Linked DNA regions of Homo sapiens: region 1 is linked to region 2. The links are chromatin contacts, found by Hi-C or POLR2A ChIA-PET in ENCODE. All regions are on one chromosome and are shown on one strand. Each heading gives the region's core, a stretch centred on a gene start or an enhancer-like site at or near the end of the contact. The rest is flanking DNA. Distances are from core to core; before and after follow the strand shown. Region 1 overlaps ABCC4 (ATP binding cassette subfamily C member 4 (PEL blood group)). Region 2 overlaps ABCC4 (ATP binding cassette subfamily C member 4 (PEL blood group)).

The links. Hi-C counts contacts between places; a loop is a spot of excess contacts on that map. ChIA-PET counts read pairs that join two places held with the same protein, here RNA polymerase II (POLR2A). Pooled maps may share reads with other maps.
Region 1: a loop to region 2 is called in a map of natural killer cell, with 15 times the contacts of the local background. The contact joins two enhancer-like sites. A Hi-C loop is called at or near these places in 1 of 168 maps with a recorded cell type or tissue (natural killer cell), 7 of 37 single-sample maps with no recorded cell type and 5 of 50 pooled maps. POLR2A ChIA-PET finds 5 or more read pairs at or near these places in 4 of 52 experiments (AG04450, GM12878, WTC11 and 1 more).

Annotation. Positions count from the first base shown.
Region 1 is chr13:95,225,887-95,229,564 of GRCh38, reverse strand. The region is part of intron 4 of ABCC4 (ATP binding cassette subfamily C member 4 (PEL blood group)); the gene reads left to right. Among named protein-coding and RNA genes, the nearest start is that of SNORD13G, 17 kb to the right of the region's middle. RefSeq lists a silencer at 2,676-2,970. Within about 2 kb of position 2,089, at least 5 of the 41 ENCODE cell types and tissues checked have a DNase peak (open chromatin) inside an H3K27ac peak, as active enhancers do.
Region 2 is chr13:95,184,394-95,188,267 of GRCh38, reverse strand. It overlaps ABCC4 (ATP binding cassette subfamily C member 4 (PEL blood group)), which reads left to right. Exons shown (of 31, transcript NM_005845.5): 11 at 1,376-1,567. Among named protein-coding and RNA genes, the nearest start is that of SNORD13G, 24 kb to the left of the region's middle. Within about 2 kb of position 2,212, at least 2 of the 41 ENCODE cell types and tissues checked have a DNase peak (open chromatin) inside an H3K27ac peak, as active enhancers do.

The DNA.
Region 1 (3,678 bases), core at 840-3,339, 41 kb before region 2:
TGGTTCCTGCAGTGGGTTGGCTTCTGAGTTGTGGATTTTGATGTTGGGTTGGCTTGTCCTGAATGCCAGGTAAAGCTACAGCAGTACCTGAGCCTGCTTGCTGGTGCTCCTCTCTGCTGTTTGCAGACTTTTTTGCAGAATTGAGAAAGTTTGGGGAAACTTTTTATTCTGGATAAAACTGCTCGTCTTCACTTTCTTTAGAGTTACTCTGAAGGATAGTTTGAGGTAAAGTATCTGTCTGTCCTTCATCTTCCACCTTCTAAGGTGTGTTGAGTCCCTGCAGACTTTCTAGTTTTCCTTTATCATTTATTACAGATCTGCCCTAGAAGAATATATGGAATATATGTATGTAGTGTATCTCAGAGGGGTGCTCTCTATAGATTTCTGTGTTGAGAAATATTTGTAGTTACCCTAAGTGTATTGTTTAACCATTTATGTGATACTGTGTGGTTCTCTTTTTAGAATTCTGTAACTTGGGGGGAAATGCATATTCCCTGTATGCAGGGAATATGGATACTCCAGGAATACATGTATATATTCTCTTGGATGCTCCATCCAGAGTTCATATTATCAGGTACTCTTCATCTTTCTGGGGGAAGAATTCCTGTTTCTTTTAATCTTTTCATTTGAGAACCCTCTCCTCTTGACCATTTCCTTTTTTTTTCTTTAAAGAGACAGGGTCTCCCTATGTTGCCCAGGCTGGTCTCGAACTCCTGGGCTCAAGGGATCCTCCTGCCTTGGCCTCCCAAAGTACCAGGATTACAGGTGTGAGCCACCACTCCTGGCTTTTTTTTTTTTTTCAAGACAGAGTCTTGCTCTGTCGCCCAGGCTAGAGCACAGTGGCATGATCTTAGTTCACTGCAACCTCCGCCTCCCGGGTTCAAGTGATTCCCATGCCTCAGCTTCCCAAGTAGCTGGGATTACAGGCATGGTGGTGCATTTTTGTATTTTTAGTAGAGACGGCATTTCACCATGTTGGCCAGGCTGGTCGCGAACTCCAAACCTCAGGTAATGCGCCTACATTGACCTCTCAAAGTGCTGGGATTACAGGTGTGAGCCACTGCGCCTGGCCTTGATCTTTTCCTTCTCTTTTCTTGGCATTGCTGCAGGGCAGGTATATTTTTAGGTCAGTGGTCAGAGCAGCAGACAGCCTCCTCTACCACAGACTGAGTAGGAAGTGGAAGGTGCCCTCCCATAATGCACAGAGAGGCTGGGCTTGTGCACCCTTCCCAAGTCATGTCTGCCGCCCTATGCAATAAGTAGAACCTGAAGTAAAAAAAATAAATGCACCGTCATGCGCTGATGGTGAGAAGATTGCAGCCACCTGTAGCTCTCTGGCTGCATCCCAGTCTTCCCACCCCGTCTCCCTCTGGGTTTTCTCAGTGGATGTGGACAGACAATTGATAGCAAATTTTGTCAGCAACTGAGCCATACAGTGTTGTGGTCTTAGTTTTAAAACAGAACTTTTGTTTTTATTTAAAGCTATTTTTATTTCACTGTAGACTGTATATTGCTTTATATTTAGACTGAATAGTATGAAATTACAGATATTCAGGGCCGGGTGCAGTGGCTCACACCTGTAATCCCAACACTATGGGAGGCCAAGGTGGGTGGATCACTTGAGGCCAGGAGTTCGAGACCAGCCTGACCAACATGGTGAAACCCCATCTCTACTAAAAATACAAAAATTAGCCTGGCATGGTGGTGCACGCCTGTGATCCCATCTACTTGGGAGGCTGAGGCACAAGAATTGCTTGAACCCAGGAGGTGGAGGTTGCAGTGAGCTGAGATCCGTGCCACCGCACTCCAGCGTGGGTGACAGAACAAGACTCTTCTTTAAAAAAAAGAAATTACATATATTCAACTCCTTTGGGCCTTTTTACAAAACTAGCAATTTCATATGGCTCAAACTAATCTTTTGTCTATTAGTCTGTAGATCGGTTTCCTTTCTGAAGATTCGTAGAGAGCCTCTTGACAGTGTTGTCAAAGTGAAACTGTGTGGTGTGTGTGGAAGTTATCTCCCTGGACACATGTGATACTTTGGTTGGACTTCCTCTTCTAATGTTATTTTCTAAGTTTCTGACAAAATTAGAATGACCCAGTAGTGCTTCTTACATTGTCCATAATACGTTAAAATTTTTGTTTCAAAAACTTTTCTCCCCCACAGTTTTTGGTTTTACTTCTGATGTGAACTTGAATTGTACCTGGGCATTTTGTGAGACATTAATCTCATCAAGGGACAATTTGTCAGTCTTCTAGTTTGCTAGGGAATAGCTTAAGAGGAGCCAAGTTAACTTTCCATAGCTTGGAGTTTGAGCTAAGAAAGCAAGTTAAGGAGGGAGGACTTGTTTTGTTTGGATTTTTCCAAGAGGAAATTTCTGCTGCTGGAGATTTAGGAGTGTCAGATGCGTCCCATCATCTGATAATTGTATTTGCTTCACTGGGGTGTGGGTGCAAACTGGAAGAAAATGCTTTAGCTCAGTGGTTCCTCAAACTGCTCTCTGTTGTATTCATGAGGGGAAATCTTTAAAATACCACTGGTGTCTGGACTCTTCCCCTAAACATTCTGATTTAATTGCTTTAGGGAAATTTTAAAAGCTCCTATGTGATACTAATAGGCCTCAAATATGTGTTCAGCTTAATTTTATGCTTTATAACTAAGACCTTCCAGTTCACAGAGATAGCATATGGGTTGCGGGTTTAATCCCCCTCATTGGTGAATAACTCCTTCGGACTTGTAGGTATAAACCTCAAGCATGGTAGCTGTTCATCAGCCCGAGTGTCCTACCATCTGGTCTGGGAATCTCATATGCAGGAGAGCCCGGGTGTTGAGTCAGGTGTCCAGGCACTTTGTAGAAGACTCCATGAAGTCCTCTAGTGGCAGATTGGCAAGGGTAGAGATTGAGTGTGGACTCTGAGAGCAATCATGGACTCAGAGCAGTCAGACCTGAGTTCACATCTCAGTGCTGTCATTTTCTAAGCTGTAAAATCTTAAGAGAAGCACATTCGCTTCCCAGGGCCAGTTTCCTGATAACAACTTGTTGAAGACTACTCTTTCCCCATTGAATTAAGTTGGAGAAAATGTAGATTAGATGGCCATTTATGTGTGAATCTTTTTCTGGATCCTCTATTCTGTTTTGTTGATCTATATTTTCTTTGTTTTACTTTAGTAGTCAGATGGATAGAATCTATTCTTTCTTCATAGCAAATTATCTTAATTACTATAGCTTTATAAATCAAATAGTGAAAGTTACCCAACCTGTTTTTCTTTTATGATTGTTTTGACTATTCTAAGTCTCTTGCATTTTCATATTGACTTTAGAATCAGCTTTTCAAGTTTTACAGGAAACTGTTGGGTTATGCATCTTGAATTCTAAGACATGGTCTTAGAATTCCAGATGAAGTAATTCCAGATGAAGTAATTGCCCTGTTGGAGAAGTAATTCTCCAACAGGGCAATTCTATCCACCTGACTATTAATGTTAAGAGTGGGCATCTTAACATTATTTAGATTTCCAGTCTAAGAAAATAGTGTATTTACCTATTCCTCAGTTATCTACATCTTTATACATTTCTTTTTCTTTTTTTTTTTTTTTTAAGTGGAGATGGAGTCTCAGTATGTTGCCCAGGATGATCTTCCTGAGCTCAATTGATTCTCCTGTTTCAGCCTGCCAAAGTG
Region 2 (3,874 bases), core at 963-3,462:
ATCATGTTTCCCTTGGTTCTTCAAGTTGAGCAATTGGGAACTCCTAGAAGTTGGACATCTCCATGAAAGAAATTATTTATGTGACCACTATGCAGGATGGATTGACTAAGAAAGTGGGAACTTCTTTTTGTCAGAGGGGACCCTAGATGCTACAAGACATCTGGAGGTTATGAAGGCTTGTCTGAAAAGCTTTAAACATGTTTTGATATGACTTCTCCAAGTCACATGAACACACATTTAATAAACCTGTAGCCAGGTGTATAGTCCTGTGTTAGGAGTAAAAGATACACCTGTAATCAAGACCCAGACGCCACTGCCCTCCAGAAGTTTCTGGTATCTGGGGTGAGACAGATATACAAACAGGTGATTTCAGTTCAGTGTCGTAAGTGCTCTGATAGTGGGGGGCACAGACACGTCATGTCTGTGCATTGTAGAAGATGTGAAGGAAACGTGCGTACAGACTTAGTCTCATATATTCTAAAGCAACGCAATAAATCTAGTTGTAGGTGTATAACAAATAGGGTGGTTTAACAATTGAAGTTTGCTCTTCAGAGACACGATTCTTGGGTATTTAAAAATAAAAGTCCTTCCTAGTGCACAGGATTTATTATTTATTTTTATTTATTCATTCATTTATTCACGTATGTATGTATATTTAGTTTTTGAGACATGGTCTCGCTCTGTCACCCAGGCTGGAGTGCAGTGGCGTGATCTAGAGTCACTGCAACCTCCATTTCCCTAGGTTCAAGTGATTCTCATGCCTCAGCCTCCCAAGTAGCTGGGATTACAGGCGTGCCACCATGCCCGGCTAATGTTTGTAGTTTTAGTAGAGATGGGGTTTCACCATGTTGGCCAGGCTGGTCTCGAACTCCTGGCCTCAAGTCATCCACCCGCCTCGGCCTCCCAAAGTGCTGGGATTACAGGCGTGAGCCACTGCACCTGGCCAGGATATGTTATTTACATACAGCATTTCTAGGATTAGTTCTTTGTCAAAAAAGATACCCGCATGCAGGAACAATGCATTCAGTATTGGATATATGAACTATATATGTCATGCTTGGCTACTCTGTTGCTGTAAACATTCTTAGTTGATCTTTGTTCCGTGTACCATTTCATTTAGGGGCATGAAACTCATTTAGGGAAACTCATTAGGGCAGAGTAGATTGTTACACTCTATTTTGTTAATATTCCTTATAAACTACTAGTTTATGTGGACCATTATGTTATTTCCAATTTTTAATCACAACTTCCTGTGCTCTTTTAAATGAATGAATGGTGTTTTTCAAGCTCCCAGGGCTGGGCAAGGCTGCATTGCAGTGGCTTATTCTTGTCTCGAGTGTTGACTGAACATGTGCTTTTTTACAATCTGTTTCAGTCATCACTGTTAAGTGCCGTGCTCGGGGAATTGGCCCCAAGTCACGGGCTGGTCAGCGTGCATGGAAGAATTGCCTATGTGTCTCAGCAGCCCTGGGTGTTCTCGGGAACTCTGAGGAGTAATATTTTATTTGGGAAGAAATACGAAAAGGAACGATATGAAAAAGTCATAAAGGCTTGTGCTCTGAAAAAGGTGAGTGATGACTTTTGGATTTCATGTACTCGAATGTCCAGTAATACTAGTGTTCACTTGAACAACAAGGTTTATTAACTTTTTTTTAATTTTTAAAGACCTTTGAATGTTATTTAATACTTTAAGGCGGTCCTCCCAGTAAATAAACACACACACGCTCTGTCCTTTTACGTCTGATGCGAAAATGATGTTTACAGGGTGAATTTCGGGGGTTTGGTTGGTTTTGTGAAGTTTTATTTACTTTTAACTTTTCTTTTTTTCAAAATGGACAATTATAAAAATTTGCAAAAGTGGAGAGAAGGGTGTCTTGAACCTGCCTGTACCCATTGCTCAAGTTCAAGTGCGATCAACTTGTAGCCAATTCAACTCCGTCTCTCCCCTGGCCCTCTGCTAGCTCCACCCCCAACCCAGATTCTTCTGATGCATACCCTTGGCCTCAATTGTATTTTATCTGTAATTGTATTTTATCTGTAATACCTTATTACTTATCTCTAGAAGATAAGAACACTTTTGAAAAAAAATTACATCTCACTCAAGAAAAAAAATCACCAGAATTTCTTGCTATCATCAACCGGCTAGGCAGAGATTACAGTGCTTTAGTATCTCATTACCCATTGGTTTGCGTCAGACTCCGGAAGATGTCTGCACCGTGCACTTGGCTGATGTTTCCTGCTTGGGTCCCTCTCAAACCACAGGTTTCCTTCTCCACTCCCTTTAAAAAAGAAAATTTGTTTCAGTAGATTTTGGGGTACGGGTGGTTTTTGGTTACATGGATAAATTTACAGTGCAATTTATTATTTAAAGGAAACTGTTTTAAAATTTATTTTTCATTGTGTATCATTTCACCAAGAGAGTGATTGTTTTCAGAAAAGATGAAGTGTTTGATTGTACACTGAGGTTTTCATAAACCTGGTGGATAGTTGATGAAAACTGAGCATACTTAATAGAGGGCTATAAGTTCTAGAAGATAGAAAAAATGGTAAATACTGATAAATACTATGTTACCTTCTTTGGGCCATAAAAATCAGTGAATAATGGCATTAAAGGGCTCTCCCCAGGCCCTGTGCAGTGTGGCCTGGACATCCTACTGTTCTTTTATGCTGTCTGGAAAAGGCCGCCACAGACTGTCACAGGTGTGATGCAGAAGGCTTCCAGCCAGGTTTGTGAGGAATGAGTAATTTTGCTTGAACAATGGCTGGAATATCAGAGTCTGTCAATCAGGTGAGTAGTATTTGCTGGCGATTTGGATAGAGAAATCATTGCTTGTTTAATGGGCTGTTTCTTCATCCTGGACTATTGTTAATGAGAGATGATGCATTTTCGGAAATGACATTAAGTTAGCAGTAATGAGCTAGATTTTTATTGAATAGTATACACTATATAGGAAAAGATGCGCTAAGGCAAGCTCCTAGTTATTCAGATCCTACCAGGTCTTATTTTTTTTTCTCTGTCTCACACGCTCACACATATGCACACACAAAGCTGTGTAAAGTTTTAATCTTTTGCCATGATTTCCCAGTGCCTTTGCTATTGCTATCCTCATTTTGTTTATTTTTCTGATATTGCTAGCCTCGCTTTTTTAAAGTAAAATTTTCATTTTATTCAAAGTTTGTACAGAATTGCTAACATTTCCCTAAAATAATTACTATACTTCAGCTTGTCCTGCTCTGGTGTCCCCCCACTGTCCCCTGCTTCCCTGAAGATCCATTTTAGAGAAATTTTGCAGAAATATAGGGTCAAAGTAGGAGAATATACAAGGTGATTTCAGTGTGTTGCAGTGAGTGGAGTGTATCATGTTTTAGGGAGTTGAGAAACAGATGGCAAATTTTGCTAGTTTTCCCCCACTGGTAGTTACAGTTGATAACCAAGAAACTGCTGATGGACCAGGCCCCGGAGATAGGAAAGATGGTACGCCATTTTTCAATGGAAGGGTGGCACTTGGCAACCTGGGCCTTGTCTTTCAGCTCTTTTCTTCCATCATTTCTCTATGACAGGTTAGAAGTGAGGTCCTTGGGACCAACACAGGGCTTTCTTGGGAAGGCTTTGTTGCTCTTTACCTACTAATCTGTCAGTTTGGAGATAACCTACTAGTAAACTCTAGAATTTAAGAATGATTTGTTCAAGACTGTGGTTTCAAGAGTTGAATGTTGCTTCTGGCTGGTAAAGTGGAGGGTTGGAGAGATAAAATGACTCACTTGAACATTTGCAGTTCAAGTTCAAAGCCATACCTGCCTAGCTCCAGATTCCATTTTCCCCTCTGCCAGGCACCTCTCAGTTGGGGGTGTTTATAAGGTAGAAAACTATTTT